Linked DNA regions of Homo sapiens: region 1 is linked to region 2. A link is an interaction called in ENCODE POLR2A ChIA-PET data of the cell type or tissue named here. Cell type or tissue: PC-9. All regions are shown on one strand. Links, peaks and the distances in the headings refer to the core of each region. The heading gives the core; the rest is flanking DNA.

Region 1 (9,763 bases), core at 4,142-6,641, 120 kb after region 2:
TAATATGAGCTAATAAAATTGTGGATAAAGACAGTCACCACAGGCTTACAGCAAGGACAACCTTGTTCTAAGCCCTCATTAGGTATAGGAGGCAGCTGAGGCCTTGACAGGGGATGATTCAGGGTCAAAACCAGGCTCATGTGGTTTTATTTCCATTGCGGACTTTTCTCCACTATATATTCTGCCTTCATATATTCACTTCATTTTTCTTCTTACTATCCTATTTTTTACTATAGAAAATTTCAAGCAAAAGAAAAAAGAGAACAATATGACAAGCACTTATGGCCATCATTTAGATTGAACAATTGTTAACACTTTGGTATATTTGCATCATCTATTTTTTGACTAAAGTAACTTGAAGTCAATTACAGATCACATTGTGTTTCATCCTTGTTATGCAGTTTTTTAAAAATAAATATATTTCCCTTATCTAATCACAATACTGTTACCATACCTCAAAAAATGTAAATGGATCCTTAACATCACCTAATACCTAAACTATGTTCAAATTCTATCACTGTAATTACTTCATTTTAGGCTGGTTTGTTCAACTGGGATCTAATTAAGGCGTATATATTGCCTCTGATTGTTATGTGTCTTAAATCTCTTTTAATTTAAAACATTCTCCCTTTTAATGCCATAACGTATTATTTCATTTCATGTATTATTTTGTTTATGTAATAATGACTTCTTGAAGAGATAGGCAAATTATTCTATAAAATGTCCACCTTATAGATTAGTCTGAGTCCCTGCTTATGGGTGCTTAATTTTTTCTCTGTCTTCCATATTTCCTGTGAATTGGAAGTTAGACCTAAAGGCCTGATTATGTTAACATCAAAGTTCCTCTATTTTTGATGATAGACATTTGAAGCCATTTCTATATCATATTAATAATTAATTGAAGAAAGCCCTGAAAATTAGTTGGATTTTGAGTACGCTCTATAAGAGATAGTAGATAGAATAAAGGAAAGACCAGCATGTGGGGTGTAGAGGAGGAGAATATCCCAATTATACAGTTGTACTCCAGGATCTGATATATATCTGTGGTTCTCAGAACTAGTTTGCTCAGGACCCCCAGAACTTGGATGGATTTAAGAGACACAAAAAGAGTATGAAATTTGAACCGGAATATTAATTTTTATAATGTATAATGAGGAACATAGACATTAAACCGACTGGAATGTTAGAATCGATAAGACTAGCGCATTTTCTCCCATAGGCCAGTGGTTTCCAAACCTAGTTACATATTAGAATCATCTGGAATCAGAAAACACCACCCCCAGAGATTCTGCTTCATTGTTGTGGATGGGGACTGGGCATTGGTATTTTTGTAAAGCTCGCTAGGTGGTTCAAATATGTTACCAGAGCCGAGAAACACTGCTGTAGGTAAGTATAAACCAGAAGCCAATTTATCTCCAGAAATTTGTTTTGGAAACATGAAACTAGAATTGGGAATGTTAGTGATATAAACAAAGAAAGTCTGAGGCATCCATACCAGTCCGTGGTATTCAAATATCTGTGTATACAAGAGTCACAGGGTACGTTTACTTAAAAAATAAAAGTAGAACTCTGGACCCCTGTTTTCTACTACACTCTCAACTTCTTCATCCCCTTAGAAATTTTGATTAAGAAGTTCCAGGGTGCACCATTAGATGTTTCTTTAATATACAACAATAGCGGTTCTGGTATAGATTATCCATGGGTCTCTACACTAAGCAATACTAATTTATGTCCTCTGAGATACACTTGCCTGAGAAATAGATAAGACCAATTTTGTTCTCAAACTTCAGTTGCATCAGAACAGCTGTAAGACTTGTGAAAGCACAGATTGCTAAATCCCTCCCTACTGAGTTTCTGATTCAGTAGGTTTGGGGTGGAGCCTCATGCTTTGCACTTCTAACACTTTCTAAGGCAGTAGTTCCAGCCAAGGGAGATTTTGCCTCCCAGGGAACCTTTGGCAGTATCTGGGGACATTTTTAGTTGTCACAACTAGGATGTGGGACTGGCATCTAATGGATAAAGGTCCAGGAATGCCGCTAAATATCCTAAAACAGTTTGGACCAATATTACCACATTCAGCAAATGAAAACACCGGACACACAGATAAGTTTAAATTTCAGATAAGCGATAACTAATTTTTTTCATATAAATATGTCCCAAATATTGCACATGTGTTAGGCCATTTTTGCATTGCTATACAAGAAAGCCTGAGACTGGATAATTTTAAAAGAAAAGTGGTTCATTTTGGTTCATGTTTCTGCAGGCTGTGCAGGAAGCATGGCGCTGGTATCTGCTTCTGTCGAGGGTCTCAGGAAGCTTTCAATCACAATGGAAGGCAAAGGGGGAACAGGACCATCACATGGTGAGAGTGGGAGAAAGACAGAGGGGGGAGGTGCCACAGTCTTCTAAACAGCCAGATTTCACGTGAACTCAGAGCAAGAACTCACTGCTTACTTAGAGGAGGGCACCAAGCCATTCATGAAGGAGTTTCTTTCCTCATGACCCAAACACCTAGCAGTACGCCTCATCTCCAACACTGGGGATTACATTTTATTTTATTTTAGATTTTTTTTTTTTTTTTTTTGAGGCAGAGTCTCACTCTGTCACCCAGGCGGGAGTGCAGTGGCACAATCTCAGCTCACTGCAACCTCCACCTCCCGGGTTCAAGTTATTCTCCAGCTTTGGCCTCCCGAGTAGCCTCGGTTACAGATATGCACCACCATGCCCAGCTAATTGTTTTGATTTTTTTTTTCTTTTTGTAGAGACCGGGTTTCACCATCTTGGTCAGGGTAGTCTTCAACTCCTGACCTCAAATGGTCTCCCCACCTCAGCCTCCCAAAGTGCTGGGATTACAGGCATGAGCCACAGTGCCCAGACAGGGATTGCATTTTAACATGAGATTTGGGGGAGACCCACAACCGAATCATATCTGCATGAAATACATTTATGCTAAGCAAAAGTATCCATTTTTATCTGAAATTCAAATTTAGCAGGTGTGATGGTTAATACTGAGTGTCAATTTGATTGGATTGAAGGATAAAAATATTGATCCTGGGTGTGTCTGTCAGGGTGTTGCCAAAAGAGATGAACATTTGTGTCAGTGGGTTGGGGAGGGCAGATCCACCCTTAATCTGGTGGGCACAATGCAGTCAGCTGCCAACGAATGTAAAGCAGACAGAAAAGCATGAAAAAGAGAGACTGACCTAGCCTCCCAGCTTACATCTTTCCCCCATGCTGGATGCTTCCTGCTCTCAAACATTGGACTACAAATTCTTCAGTTTTGGGACTCAGACTGGCTCTCCTTTCTTCTCAGCTTGCAGACAGCCTATTATAGGACCTTGTGATCATGTAAGTTAACACTTAATAAACTTCCCTTTACATATATATATGTATATATATATATATATATATATATATATATCCTAGTTTATATATATATATACATCCTATTTTTTATATATATCCTTATATATATCCTTTTATATATATATATCCTTATATATATATATCCATATATATATATCCATATATATATATATATATATATATATATATATATATATATATATATATATATATATATATCTCCTATTGGTTCTACCCATCTGAAGAACCCTGACTAATAAAGATTTTGGTACCAGGAGTGGTTCTAGAGGAACAGAATATTAAGGATGAAGTTCTGTCATTGGTTTTGGGGTTTCTGGAGTAGGCTGCTTGATAAGATTAGAACCCAAAATGCTAAGGACTCTACTTCTAATAGTATAGAGAATACTGATAGTTCTTGGCATGAATTGTTTAGAGAGTTATGCAAAATAAATGCATTTGACACTCCTGATTCACCACTTGTGAGAGGTAAGGAGTTTAGTGACTCTGAACATAATACCTTTGACCATATGTGGAGAACCAAGGAACATAATGAAGCTGGTTGGTTGCTCTTAAGTTCAATGGACGAAGTGATGAAAGAAAATGATGAACTTAGGATTCTGTCTCCCAGCTTCAGAAGCATATACTGAGCCTCACCTCTGCTAAGATTGCCCTGAGTGAGAGTCTTATCTACTGTAGAGAAAGAGCTGAAACTGTGGAAAAGCAGACACAGGCTCTTATCATGTGAGGGGCTGATTTGCAATGAAAGATGCATGCACAGCCTCGCCAGGTGTTTACTGTTAAAGTGAGGGCATTGACTGGAAAATAATGGAACCATGAAACTTGGGATGGGGATGTGTGGGAGGACCCTGATGGAGCTGGGGACAATAAGATTTGTAAACCCTGATGAACATTTTTAGCCAGAAGGAACAGCTTCCCCATCTCCAGTAGTGGCAACATCCCCTCCCCGACCCATGCTGCCATCAGCCTTTCCATCTTTATCTGAGGAGATAAACCCTGCACTGCCTGACACAACAGTGATGGCCTCACCTGAGGCAGTTGCCAGGCAAGATAATATTGATTTTCCTCAGGAGCCACCCCCAACATATCTGTTTGTCTCTAGACCTATAACTAAACTAAAGTCCCAGCGGGCCCCTAGTGGTGAGGTTCAGAGTGTGACCCATAAGGAGGTGGACTACACTTGAAAAGAAATGTTTGAGTTCTCTAATTAATGTAAACAGAAATCTGGGGAACAGGCATGGGAATGGATATTAAGGGTATGGGAAAATGGTGGAAGGAACACAGAATTGGATCAGGCTGAATTTATTGATTTGGGCCCACTAAGTAGGGACTCTGCATAGAAAGAGCCTGTGTAGCCAAAGCAAGACCAAGCAAAAAGAACAAATCTGGAGGCATCACACTACCTGATTTCAAACTATACTATAAGGCCACAGTCACCAAAACAGCATGGTACTGGTATAAAAATAGACACATAGACCAATGGAACAGCATAGAGAAGCCAGAAATAAACCCAAACACTTACAGCCAACTGATCTTCAACAAAGCAAACAAAAACATAGAGTGGGAAAAGGACACCTGTTTCAACAAATGATGCTGGGATAATTGGCTAGTCACATGTAGGAGAATGAAACTGGATGCTCATCTCTCATCTAATAATAAAATTAACTCAAGATGGATTAAGGACTTAAATCTAAAACCTGAAACTATAAAAATTCTAGAAGATAACATTGGAAAAACCCTTCTAGATGTTGGCTTAGGTAAGGATTTCATGATCAAGAACCGAAAAACAAATGCAATAAAAACAAAGATAAATAGCTGGGACCTAATTAAACCAAAAAGCTTTTTCATGGCAAAAGGGAACAGTCAGCAAAGTAAACAGACAACCCACAGAATGGGGAAAATCCTCAAAATCTATACATCTGACAAAGGACTAATATTCAGAATCTACAATGAACTCAAACAAGTAAGAAAAAAGCAAACAATCCCATCAAAAAGAGGGCTAAGGACATGAATAGAGAGTTCTCAAAAGAAGATACAAAAATAGCCAACTACCATCTGAAAAAATGCTCAACATCACTAATGACCAGGGAAATCTAAATCAAAACTACAATGCCATACCATCTTACTCCTGCAAGAATGGGCATAATCAAAAAAACAAAAAACTGTAGATGTTGGCATGGGTGTGGTGATCAGGGAACACTTCTACACTGCTGGTGCGAATGTAAACTAGTACAGCCACTATGAATAACAATGTGGAGATTCCTTAAAGAACTGAAAGTAGAACTACCATTTGACCCAGCAATCCCACTACTGGGTATCTACACAGAGGAAAAGAAGTCATTATACAAAAAAGATACTTGCACATGCATGTTTTTAGCAGCACAATTCACAATTGCAAATCATGGAACCAACCCAAATGCCCATCAATCAATAAGTGGATAAAGAAACTGTCATATATATATACATGTGTATATATATACACGTATATATATATATACACACACACATATACACACACACACACACACACACATATATATATACATACACAATGGAATACTATTCAGCCATAAAAAGGAATGAATTAACAGCATTTCCAGCAAACTGGATGAGATTGGAAACTATTATTCTAAGTGAAGTAACTCTGGAATGGAAAACCAAACATTGTATGTTCTCACTGATATGTGGGAGCTAAGCTATGAGGATACAAAGTCATCAGAATAATACAATGGACTGTGGGAATTTGGGGGAAGAGAGTGGGAGGGGTGGCTAGGAATAAAAGACTACAAATATGGTGCAGTGTATACTACTTGGGTGATGGGTGCACCAAAATCTCACAAATAACCACTACAGAACTTACTCATATAACCAAATACCACCTGTACCTCAATAACTTATGGAAAATAATTGCATTAATTCACAAAAAGATAGAAAACTCCTAGAAACATTCTCAAGAAGATGAAATTGGTAGACTATGTGATGTGTTTGGACACATTGAAGGAAAATATATAATACTTAAAATGCAGTGCAAAATGAATAATAAATAATTAGAAAAAAATAATTATGAATTCCCCAAAGAGAGAACAATAAGTATTATTTCTCCCAAGCAAAAAAGGCAATTATTAATTCTAGGAAAAAGTAACAAGTTGTATAGAAAAGGAAAAAGTAATCATAATTCGTATCAAAGGTACACAGTTATAACAGTGTAAGAACTGAACATAGATCTCAACACCCTTGTGATATACCTGTACTGGGCAGATGGAGCGATCATATGCTGTAAAGGGGTGATGTGGAGTAGGAGTAAAGGTCAGCCAAGTCCTCATCTTCCCTAATCAGGAAGCAGTAAATAATATCCCAAATGAAAGGAAAAATAAATCTTTAAGTAGTTGATACGGTTTGGCTCTGTGTCCCCACCCATATCTGATCTTGTTGCTCCCATAATTGTCACATGTTGTGTGAGGGACCTGGTGAGAGATGACTGAATTATGAGGGCACATCTTTCTCATGCTGTTCTCATGATAGTGAATGGGTCTCATGAGATATGATGGTTTTAAAAATGGGAGTTTCCCTGCACAACCCCTCCTTGCCTGCTGCCAATTACATAAGATGTGACTTGCTCCTCCTTGCCTTTCATCATGATTGTGAGGCCTCCCCAGCCATGTGGAACTGTAAGTTCAATAAACCTCTTTCTTTTGTAAATTGCCCAGTCTCGGGTATGTCTTTATCAGTAGTGTGAAAACAGACTAATACAGTAAATTGGTACCAGTAGAGTGGGGTACTGAGGAAAAGATACTGGAAAATGTGGAAGTGACTTTGGAACTGGGTAACAGGCAGAAGGTGGAGCAGTTTGGAAGGTTCAGAAGGCAGAAAAATGTGGGGAAGTTTGGAACTCCCTAGAGACATGTTGAATGGCTTTGACCAAAATGCTGATAGTGAGGTGGTCTCAGATGGAAATGAGTAATTTGTTGGGAACTGGAGTAAAGGTGACTCTGTTACGTTTTAGCAAAGAGACTTTGGCATGTTGCCCCTGCCCTAGAGATTTCTGGGACTTTGAACTTGAGAGAGATAATTTAGGGTATCTGGTGGAAGAAATTTCTAAGCAGCAAAGCATTCAAGAGGTGACATGGGTGCAGTTAAAGGCATTCAGTTTCAAAAGGGAAACAAAGCATAAAAGTTTGAAAAATTCACAGCCTGACAATGCAATAGAAAAAAAAAATATCCAATTTTCTGAGAAGAAATTAAAGCTGGCTGCAGAAATTTGCATAAGTAATGAGGAGCCAAATGTTAATCACCAAGACAATGGGGAAAATGTCTCCAGGATATATCAGAGACCTTTGTGGCAGCCCCACCCATCACAGGCCTGTAGGCTTAGGAGGAAAAAGTGGTTTTGTGGGCTAGGCCAGGGTCCCTGTGCTGTGTGCAGCCTAGGGACTTGGTGCACTGCATCCCAGCCGCTCCCGCCATGGCTGAAATGGGCCAATGTAGAGCTGAGGCCATGGCTTCAGAGAGTGCAAGCCTCAAATTTTGGCAGCTTCCATGTGGTGTTGAGCCTGTGAGTGCATAGAAGTCAAGAATTGAGGTTCAAGAACCTCTGCCTAGATTTCAGAGGATGTATAGAAAAACCTGGATGTCCAGGCAGAAGTTTGCTGCAGAGATGGGGCTGTCATGGAGTACCTCTGCTAGGGCAATGTGGAAGGAAAATATGGGGTTGGAGCCCCCACACAGAGTCCCTACTGGGGCACTGCCTAGTGGAGCTGTGAGAAGAGGGCCACTATCTACCAGACCCCAGAATGATAGATCCACCAAGAGTTTGCATCATGTGCCTCGAAAAGCCACAGACACTCAATGCCAGCCTGTGAAAACAGCTGGGAGGGAGGCTGTACTCTGCAAAGTCATGGAGGTGGAGCTGTGCAAGACTATGGGAACCCATCTCTTGCATCAGTGTGATCTGGATGTGAGACCTGAAGTCAAAGGAGGTCATTTTGGAGCTTGAAGATTTGACTGCTCTGCTGGATTTCAGACTTGCATGAGGTCTGTAGCCCCTTTGTTTTGGCCAATGTCTCCCATTTGGAATGGCTGTATTTACCCAATGCCTGTACCCTTGTTGTATCTAAGAAGTAACTAACTCTTGATTTTACAGGCTCATAGGCAGAAGGGATTTGCCTTGTCTCAGAGAAGACTTTGGACTGTGGAGACTTTTGAGTTAATGCTGAAATGAGTTCAGACTTTGGGAGACTTTTGGGAGGGCATGATTGCTTTTGAAGTGTAAAGGATGAGATTTGGGGATGGTCAGGGGTGGAATGATATAGTTTGGCTCTGTGTCCCCGCCCAAATCTCATCTTGTAGCTCCCATAACTCCAAAGTGTTGTGGGAGGGACCTGGTAGGAGATTATCAAATTATGGGGGTGGGTCTTTGCTGTGCTGTTCTCATGATGGTAAATGGGTCTCATGAGATCTGATGGTTTTAAAAATGGGAGTTTCCCTGCACAAGCTCTCTTCACCTGCTGCCATCCATGTAAGATGTGACTTGCTCCTCCTTGCCTTCTGCCATGATTGTGAGGCCTCCCCAGCCATGTGGAACTGTAAGTCCAATGAACTTTGTTCTTTTGTAAATTGTCCAGTCTCGGGTATGTCTTTATCAGTAGTGTGAAAACAGACTAATACAGTAGTGCTTTCCAAAAGACCAGGATGGCTAAGTAGTAAAAGGAGAATTTTATTGGCAATATCAGTTTGCAAACCTTAAAGAGAGAGTCTCTGGTATAGGCTAAAGGTGCTCTCTTTGAAGAGAGAAAGGGCAGATTGGGTTTTATGCCTCACAGTGTCTGCATCACACAGTTAAGAGTCATTTTTATGCAGCAGGCTTGGGGAAAAACCATACATATTTAAGAGGAAGACAAGCACATGTGCAATAGACAAACATACATTCCATGTTCAGTTTGGGGTGGAGATTTAGCATTAAAATGAAGCAAAATTGGCTTTTTACGTAAAAAGGTGAACTATAAAACACAAGGACAGTTTCTGTACACTCTCTCTAAGCTGGCTAAAACTGGCTTAAGGTTTGCAGTTGCTTCTCAGAAAAGAGTGATGGTAAAGTCAGTCCTCTACACAGTCAGAGTTGTAGTATTCTGGATAGTATTAAATAAACCAAAGTTAGAAATTTGCCTGAAAGCTGCTATTGTTAGAGTTTAGCAAAAGTGTATTTTTTTCTTGCGGGCATACAAATTTAGAAAGCTTCCAGGCCAGCCAAGCCTTGAACCCTCAACCCATAGGTAACTTTTGTTTCCTTAACTTTAGTGTTCATTTTAGTTTATTTAGGGGCATCTATTTCCATCTGTCAGATCACAGAGGCAATATAAGAAACTTGTAGGGAGACTCAGAG
Region 2 (9,763 bases), core at 3,211-5,710:
GATTCTTGGAATCTGGAGATTTTTACTTGCATTTTGATCTCTCCAAAACCTTTCTATGACTGAGTTCTATGTTTATATGACATAAAACCCAACGAGCTAAAATTTTGCTGCTTAAAATTCCTCCTCATTTTTTTTTATCATTCAGAAGAAAATATAAGCATTTGGGGCTAAACTTCAGCCACTGAGAAGTTTCTTCCATCCAAATGGAGAAAAAGGGGAATTCAGAAGTTTCCTAACAAGTAAGATGAGTCTTTTACTTGCAAGGGAAATGTATAAGGATCTCTCAGGTCTCTTGCCAGACCACCAAAACAATACTGATCTGTTTTCTTTTTTTTTTTTTAATATGGGCACATTATAGGCAATTTAAAATATATACCACTATCATCTATATTTCCTACATCATTGACTAGCTCTGAAGAATTTCTTCATGCAATAAAAATGCGTCCTGAGCGCTGGACTAGCTATTGGATAATCAGTGATGACTGACACCTGTTCTCTAAGAGCTCACAACCTGTCTTGATAGATTAAATAATCTTATCTTAAATAATGCACAACAGCATTATTTAAGGCAATATAAATTAGTTAAATGCAATGCATTATAACTATATTTGAGGCCTAACCACTCAAACTATACTTAACAAGTTTAGTAAAGAATAGTCTTTCTTACAGCCTTTATGTTAAAAAAGCATTAAGTCAAAATTTCTTTGCAGCTTTTCAAGAAGATTGAGAATCAGAGAACAAATGTATTTGTTCTAAATGAGTTACTCATAAAATTATATGTTCTTAGCTTGTATGATTAATGAAACTGTTCATAAAATGCTGCTGTGGTCGTAGGTGTAAAGTAAGAATTTGCTGGCTAATAGGCCCAGTGACTCCCTGAGGATGAATGAGGGACAAGGAGCAGATTGGGTGAGTCAATGGACTAAGGCTCTAGAAACCCTGCAACCCCTGCTGAAACAGATATTTATTATGTTAGAAAAATCATATCACTGCCTTGAGCCTCATTTTCAAAGTATAAGGAGAAAGGGAAGGGACTTCTCAGCTGTTAAAATTCTTATACTAAATTGGATTTCCTAAATGCTACAAATGTCAGATAAAGAACACCTGAGAGACAGAGCAGGTAGGCTATGTCAGGGACTGGAAGGCAGAACAAACAAAGGGGCTGCCCTTTGAAGAGTCAGGCAGATTATCAGCATGTACAGTAAGGATTCCGACACAGGCAGAAATGCTAGAAGGAAGAAAAAGATGAGGGGTTAAATGGCTGGGGTCAATAGTCAGGAAACAGGAACTGGGCTCCATGGAGCTAAAGATTCAGGCTCACAAAAGCAGATCAGATACAGGTACAAGCCCCTCGTATTGGGAAGACCTTGATACTTAAAGAAGGCCTTTGACAAATGACTGCTTTTATGTTTTCCTTTAAGGAGAGGATTGAAGGAAAGCTAATTTGAATGAAATTGCTAGGGACAAAGGGCCACATTACACAGGTTCACAAATACTAGCTCATTTTTGTTTAACTCATTTATGTATTTATTTTTAGTTAGAGGCCTAGTCTTGCTCTTTCACCAAGGCTGGAGGGTAGTAGGACATTCACAGCTCACTGCAGCCTCAAACTCTTAGGCTCAATTGATCCTCCCACCTCAGCCTCCAAAGTAGCTGGAACTACAGGTGTGTGCGACAAGCCCAACTAAATTATTTTTATTTTGGGGGGGAAGGGGGTCTCAACATGTTTCCCAGCCTTGTCTCAAACTCCTGGCCTCAAGTGATACTACAGCATCAGCCTCTTGAGTATCTGGGTAAACAGGTAGGCTCCACTGTGCCAGGCTCAATACTAGCTCTAATTTTGGTTTGTTTGTGAGGAAACTGGAGTTCAGAGAACATCAGTAAATTTCCCCACTCTCAGGGATGTGAAGGAGCTGGGTGTCTATCCTGAAAGTGTTGGTAATGAGGCTGACAGTGGTGTCTCCCTCTGTTTGCAAAGCTTTCCAAGTCTTGGGTTGAAAAAAATAATTTCCAAATGCTGTCCAAATACAAGACTCATCCTTAGCCGGCCTCAAGTATAGCTAATCCTGCTGGGATGTGACCTAAGTGGGGAGTGAGAAAGACTGTGAGACAGGGCATGGGACCTGAGATAAAACACATCTTACACTGGAGCAGGTGCTCAGAGCCAGACTAAGACACCCTTATATGTGAGGGCAAACAGCTCAAGAAAGAGAGCACAGACGCAAAAACTTATGGTGGCCAAGGGCAGTCAACAGCCCAGCCAGGTAGATGTTCGGTGACCTGGGACAGCAGATATGTGGGCTTCAGTGTCAGGGAATCTGGTGTCTCTCAATTTACATAACCAAGGAAAATGGCAGAAATTTTGGCAGACTGAGCATCTGACTTGGAACTAGGGTTCAGGAATGAGCAAATTACCAGCTGCCAGTTGAATTGGACAGAATATTTATTAATGAACTGCTTCAACAAATATTTATGGATCACCTCCTAATTCAAGGCTTTCCTCCAGCCTGGGATTATATCAGTGAATAAATAGACAAAAATCACTACTTCATAGATCTGACTTTTTTTTGAAGGAAACCAGCAAATAATTTGGGTACCAAGGAACAGGCTGGGAATGTAATTTCAAGAGCAGGCATTAGTGGGAAAATTGAGAACATCAGAGTCTGACCTGATTCCTTCTGCCTGGACTATTGGTCTATGACTTATTAAGTTCCTTCTTAATAGAGATGCACTTGTTCCTATATCCTGGCATGGCAGTGAACCTACGAAGTGTAGGGTTTGGAAGCGTGAGACAGCAGGAAAGTCAGAGAAACTAAAAAGAAATTATCATGAGCAAGCATAACCCTCACATATGTATGACTCATGTATATCTATCTACTTGCCTATATGAGATGTTTAACTGTTGTATTAGTCAGGTTTCTCTAAAGGGACAGAACTAATAGATTAAATATGTATATATTATACTATATATATGTATTAACTCACATGATTACAAGATCCAACAATAGGCCATCTGCAAGGAACAGAACTAATAGGATAGTCCATAGAGGTACAGAACTAATAGGATAAATATATATATATTATACCCTATATATTTATACATTTATATTTGTTTATATAAATTTATATATGCATATATATTTTATATATATATATATATATATATAAAGGTATTAACTCACATGATCACAAGATCCCACAGTAGTTCATCTGCAAGCTGAGGAGCAAGAAAGCCAGTCTGAGTCCCAAAACTCAAGAACTTGGAGTCCGATGTTTGAGGGCAGGAATCATCTAGCACAGGAGAAAGATGTAGGCTGGGAGAATAAGTCAGTCTAGCCTTTTCATATTTTTCTGCCTGCTTTATATTCTGGCCACACTGGCAGCTGATTAGATGGTGCCCACCCAAATTAAGGGTGGGTCTACCTTCCCCAGCCCACTGACTCAAATGTTAATCTCCTTTAACAGCACCCTCACAGACACACCAGGAATCAATACTTTGCATCCTTCAATCCAGTCAAGTTGACACTCAGTATTAACCATCACAACTGTCATGAGTGCACTTAAAATCAAAACACTTTTTTTGCAGGTTGCACATGACGTAGGTTTAGCTCATCATTCAGATCATAGCCATGTGAATTACACCCCTGCAGGTAAGTTATGCACAACAAGCATGGCCACATTTAGAAACTCTAAATTTTTACAACCAAGCCGTAATGAGTGATACTAACTTGGTAGTGATGATAACCAAGATGTATGACACTCAAATCATTCACTAAAATTTGTTTGGAAAATACTAAGTTTAAGTTAATGAGTATGCTCATAAAGTAGGTAGCTAAAGATACAACATAAATTGAGGAAATATTTACTTTACTGTCTTTCTTTTAGAGAATGGCATAACTTTCAGGATTATATGGAAATAGCTGAAGAAGCAAAACCTACACCTAATGATTCACCACATCTTTCAATCCAATCTTAGAGACTTAAAATAGCAGAGCTAGAATGCTTCTAAGATATTTCTTAAAAGGAAAGAGACCCTTTCAACGTTCCAGAAATGCTAGTGACAATTCCAGTTTCAGAGCCCAGGTTTCCTAATGGCCCATTTAGTGCTCTTGCCTTTCTACTACGTTGTCATACCTATCATATAAAAGAATGTCAGCTATTTAGGGTAAAAACAAATGTCCTCTGTATGTCTCAGCCTTTCTCGGAATACAAAATTCGCATTAAGGCTTTTTGCCAATTCTCAGTTTGTGAAAACATCACAGGTTTCATCTACTCAGACCTTTTACTCAAGCAAGGGAAAATAATATTTAGTTCCTCCCTGCAACAAACAAGTCTAAACAGAGCCAGGGCTGGTTTAGTCAGTTTTTCAGCCATTCTTTCGTAAGATTTTGTTTATGATCATTAACTTGAGTCACTGTTTTCCCTAAAGATAAGTACAAAGAAGTATATGAGAAAGTGATTATAAGGACAAAAGACTCAATAAACAAATAAACATATTTATGTTTGTTGACATAGAACGATGTTCATAACACACTTTTAAATGATATAAAACTAATACTAGTAAAGTTTCATTTTTCTAAGATATACATACAATTTCTATTAGAAAAAGACTAGGATAATGTACATCAAATTTATGGAGACATTTCAGATTATTTTCATTGGTGGAGTGGTTTGCTTATCTAGATTTTCTATTCTATAATGAATATTTGTTGTGTAATAAAAATGACATGGTAATCAAATTATAGCAATTTCTCACTGCATGTTCTCTTATGAGCAGCTTCTCTAAACCAGATCAATAAACAATTTCATCTGAGCTCTACAATAGCTTTATGAATCAGTTAAAAGATATGCTAGAACTGGAACCTTAATGGTAATCATTACAGAGGAAAGAAAAGACATGGCTGGGTACAATGGGCCAGTGAAAGTTACCTTGCTTTATTCTGTCTCCTTGGAGGCAGTGACTTTCTGAGTAAGGGGTCTAAATTAGACTTGCATATGGCAGCAGGATTTAATAGTTAGTAGTGACCTAAATAAGTTGAATAACAGTGATATGTTGAAAAAAAAATCTGTCTTTCAAGGAGCATGACACAAGACTGCATAACCCAGAACAATGGAAAGGAGGGCTAATCAGGTTAAGATCTATGACTACCTGTTTGAGATCAGAGGCTGAAAGATGTTTTACAAGACTATCATTTTTGGTCTAATAACACATTATAAACTAAGATGCTTGTTAACATTTAAAGGCAGGGCCTCTACCTATGTATACACTGGGATGGCCTTTAGTAGCAAGCAACAGAAAATCAAAATCAAGCAAGTCTAAACAATAAAAGGGTTTGGCTAGCTTAGAAAAGGGAAAAAATACAGAGGAAAGGTGGAATTGTAAGCATTTGTAACCAATTATTTATGCTCTACCCTCTTCAGAATGACAGCTTTGTCTTCATGCTGGTTTTCCTTGTCCTGACAGAATGACTCTGGCCTCCTCATACACACATTTAACCATCCAGGAAATAGGAGAATATCCATGTACAAGAATTTCCTTCAAAACCCTGAAAGTCATTCTGAATTGACGAACTTAAGTCACTTGTCCACTTTTATTCCTATCACTGTTTCAAGAAGAATGAAACACACTGATTGGTTTAGTCAAAATCACTGTATTAGACATCTACTACTGTGTAACAAATTACCCCCAAAACTTAGCAGTTTAAAACAACAAACATTTCTATGGATCATTTCTTTCTATGGATCATGTTAGTTGTGTGGTTCTGACTCAGGATCTCAAGCTGTTGGCTAAGGCTATAGTCTCATCTGAAGGCACAATGGGGGAAAGAATTGATTCTACTCCATCATTGTTGGCGGACCTCTGTGCCTCACCAGTTATTGTCTGATCATCAGATCCCTGTCATTTGAGCCCCTTCATAGGCTTCCCACAGAGTGTTCAGAGGGACAGAGTGTGCTTTCAAGATGAAAGCCACAGTCTTCTGATAACCTAATCTCAGAAGTAACAGATCATCAATTCTGCTGAATTCTATTGATCACACAGGGCTATCCCAGGATGTGGGATCAAACTGTACAGTGTATGAATACCAAAAGAGGACAGACATCATTGAGGGCTATCTTAAAGGCTGCCTGCCACAGCCAGGTATGCCACTCTGCAGCCAGGAGCAGTATCAGCTTCCCCAACACATCAGGACCCAACGTAAATCAGATTACAGAGATTTCTGGAAAGGATAAAGGGAGGAAAGATTATGGGAATGTAATCAAAATGCAGATTGCAGAGACTTTTGGGAAGGAAAGGGGGAGGAAAGATTATGGGAATGTAAGAAAAATGTATCTACTGCAGCCCACAGCTTTATATTTCATATTAATTAATACAATTGTTTCTGACTCCACCTTGCTGATACTAAAAATTTTCAAGAAAGAAATGGAGCCAAAAGTGCATAAAACATATTCTACTAATTCTAATAAATTACATGGAGTTCCACAATAAAGTAGGCTTTGGCCAGAGAGTTAAGGCAACAAAACAGAAAAGGTTTCATTTTCCATAATAAAGCCATTTAAAAACAATGAATTTTGCAGACCGTATGTTCTGTGTAATACTCTTTGACAAATAATAAATCGGACATTTGGGCAACATGATCACATTGATTCTCCTCTAATCCTAATATATTATATATTCCTTCCTTATTCAACAGGCAGGTATTGAATTTTCCCGCTGAAGAAATTCACCCTGGAGAAGTAGTATTGAGTCACTAGTTCACAGGCCAAATTTCTGTTTGATGGCTTTCATATTGTGTGCTAGTAAATTCCAGGGGGAAGATAATTTATGCCTATAATTTTGAATATTAAGTATCAACTATCTAAAAGGTCACAAAATAGAAAGATTGTTTCATGAAGTAATGATTATCTTGCTTTCTATCACATTTAAAGTTTCACTATGCACTTTAATATCTATGGTCAAATACAAACCTTCGGAGTTATCAGAGTAGACAGTATTATCCTATCATAAAACAAAGAAGAAAAGAATATTCATTTCTTTCAGAATGACAAATGAGTGTCTCTAATCAAAGGGGAGCAAGATATGAAAAACAGTGTCGACTAAAGATAAAAAGGATTTCAAAGTAACCCGTGGTTTAAAATGTTGTGCTAAAATTAAAATCTTGAATGTTTTTATGTATCTTGTTCTTTGAACACTCCCACATGCTGCTTTGGGGCAATTTTAAGGCCTTTGTGTACATCAGACATTCTTAATTTTGGAGGTCTCAGCTCATATTATATCAAATAAAGCAGAAGCTATGGTATGTTTCTGAAATCCCTCTGCAGGAATAAGATACTCCCCAAAGCTGCTGGGAGACTTAGATGCTGATTGCTCAAAACTGAGATCCTCTCTAGCGACTGCTCTGTTATAGGGAGCTTCTTTCCTAAGGATACCCTCCCTCCTGGAAAGCAGCCCACATCTCAGGACGTAGAAAAGAGAGTCACGGTCCTTTCCCCCAGTTTGGGTCAACTCTGAAGGGTCATCCCAAACACAGAGCTCCATGGGGGATTGGCCAAGGTGTTTTTGTAAGTGTATCAAAGTTTAACTTTTCTCTCTGTCCAGTCTTACTCTCACCCTTTTACAGGTGTGTTTGGATGAGCACTGGTTAGTAAATCTCCTGCTTCTAAGTCTCCAGTTGAGAGTCTGTTTCCCCAGGGAATGTGACTTAAGACCACTGGTATCAGGAGTGGGCCTAAGATACAATCTTTAAAATGGGATTTTTTAAAAAGTTAGATCACCTACTAACCAGCTGGAAATGAAGACCCTGTCAGTGGAGTAGATGGATTACTCATAGCGTTGGCATGCTGTGTCAGTGGCATTGTTAAAAGTTTCACTGGTGATGAACTTGGCTGGCATAATGTTGGAAAGTAATACATGGATGGTGCAACATGTCATACATTTTGAGAAAGAAAGAAAGAAAATGAAAGCCTAAAAGCTATAAATCCTAATTTAAATTACCAATTTAAGGTAAATGTCAGAGGCGGCATACAAAAATACTCTCATTTCCCACAGCTGCAGGGACAATAAAAGCAGGCCCAGGACTTAAGAGCTCCAGAAAGCATTGATTGAGAAGTAGGATCTTTAAACTTGAGAAGGCAATATCTGGGCTGATGTACTTACAAACTTGCTTTCCGAACATGAATCCTCTCTGGTTGTAAGAGTGGCCCATTTCTTCAAGTTAAAGACTAGTGCTCCCCCTTGCTTAAGAATTATGTAGAGGCCTGTGCCTTGCAAGGCAACATATACCCACTCGAACTTTGAATATACTAACACTTCTCCTCTAGGCTAACAAGCAGGGTTAAGTCACACCATACCTGGCTGAAAAGAACTGGGTCGGCTAGGGGAGGAATGGAACACAATGGTGAATAAATTGCCAGACCTAGACAAAATAGACTGGCGAATCTGGGAGACTGTGTATATACTGGACCCTAAGAGTTCTAATGGTGCTAAATAAAAGGAGATTAGTAAAACACAAAGATATCTAAGGGAGAGTTGCTTGATTTCAGATCGTTCTTCTGTGATACAAGATTTAATACTTGGTCAAGGATCCTGGAAAATAGTATTAGAGTTGTGAGGCTGGTTCTTGGAAGTTTGGGAAAAAAGATGGCTCATACTAGATGAAGTAGAAATACTAGAACTTTCACGGAAGATGGTGACCAAAAAGTATCAAAAGGCGTAAAGAAGTGTGCATAGCAAAATGGTCATACCACCTAAGGCTGGAAGCCCACCATCCAACTATATTCTATGGAAGAATCCAAAAGACACTTCACTGGCCAATACAATAAAGAGTGCACTGGTGGGTGCAGCATCAGAATAGCTGAAAAGATAAGTGGTGGCTATCCTGAGAAGGCCAGGACTGACGGCAGGGAAGGCTGTTACAGAATGAGCTCTCTGGTAACAACAGAGAATCCCAAAAGAACATAGGCCAGTGGTGCTGATCAATCACCTGATGCAAGGACATATAATGATTGTAAAGTTCAGAGTGGCAGCCAGGAAACATGAGACCTGTGAAGATAGTTAATAGACCGTAGTGTTCTTAGGAAGAGATAAACAGCCAAAAAGAGTGTTACTTAGTGCACATAAGCAAAACAAATTAAGGATGGATAAACAGGGGGCTGAGAGCAAATTCCCAGTAAAATTTCTAGTTTTCATATCTGAGCCAGTTCTCAAAACAAGTATCCATTGACTAAAGAAAAAAAAGAAGAGACAGATCCCGGTGAAGAGAAGCCCTAAAATACTCAGGGGTCTGCCATGTCAGCGAAGTTTTGAGGGGCTCTGTGACGTGGGGCGTGCCGATATAATCACCTCGAAAAAAAAAAAGACAACGCTCAGCTCCCCTCTTTGAGACAGCATATTCCACATTTGGGAATATGTCTTTGACTTATTTACAAAGTGACATTCAAGACTGGCAGCTTTGAGTGGACCCAGCACGATAAAGGGCTCTTCGAAAGTTCTAGACTGCAGTGCAGGCAGCCTTACCACTTGAGCCAGTCAGACCCTAATGCTACTAGAAGTGTAAGTTGCAATTAGAGAACCACAGTAGAAATCCCCAGGGCCCTAAAGCAAGGCCAGTCATACCATCGGCAGCAGAGAAGTAAACACCATTTGAAAAGTAGTCCTTGTTATGCAGCTGGGATCTGGTAGAGATGGAGGATCTACCCGTGGGACAACAGGAACCATTTGGCCAGAGCTACCCATCAGCAGCTCATCATGAGCTATGTTCTGTCA

What was found. Peaks named below come from ENCODE experiments on the same cell type or tissue, not always from the same donor. Only the 100,000 strongest peaks of a DNase experiment are listed, where the experiment ranks them.
Region 1: POLR2A ChIA-PET joins it to region 2 with 5 read pairs; 2 of 35 experiments call an interaction of 5 or more read pairs at or near these places.

What each region holds. Positions count from the first base shown.
Region 1 is chr3:190,244,341-190,254,103 of GRCh38, reverse strand. No RefSeq gene overlaps it. Among named protein-coding and RNA genes, the nearest start is that of CLDN1, 73 kb to the left of the region's middle. In PC-9, for the core only: a CTCF peak has its summit at 4,571; no DNase peak of the experiment used is centred there.
Region 2 is chr3:190,364,421-190,374,183 of GRCh38, reverse strand. It overlaps a transcript of CLDN16 not described here. Among named protein-coding and RNA genes, the nearest start is that of CLDN16, 19 kb to the left of the region's middle. In PC-9, for the core only: no CTCF peak of the experiment used is centred there; DNase peaks (open chromatin) are centred at 4,283 and 5,113; H3K4me3 peaks cover 720 bases; H3K27ac peaks cover 2,323 bases.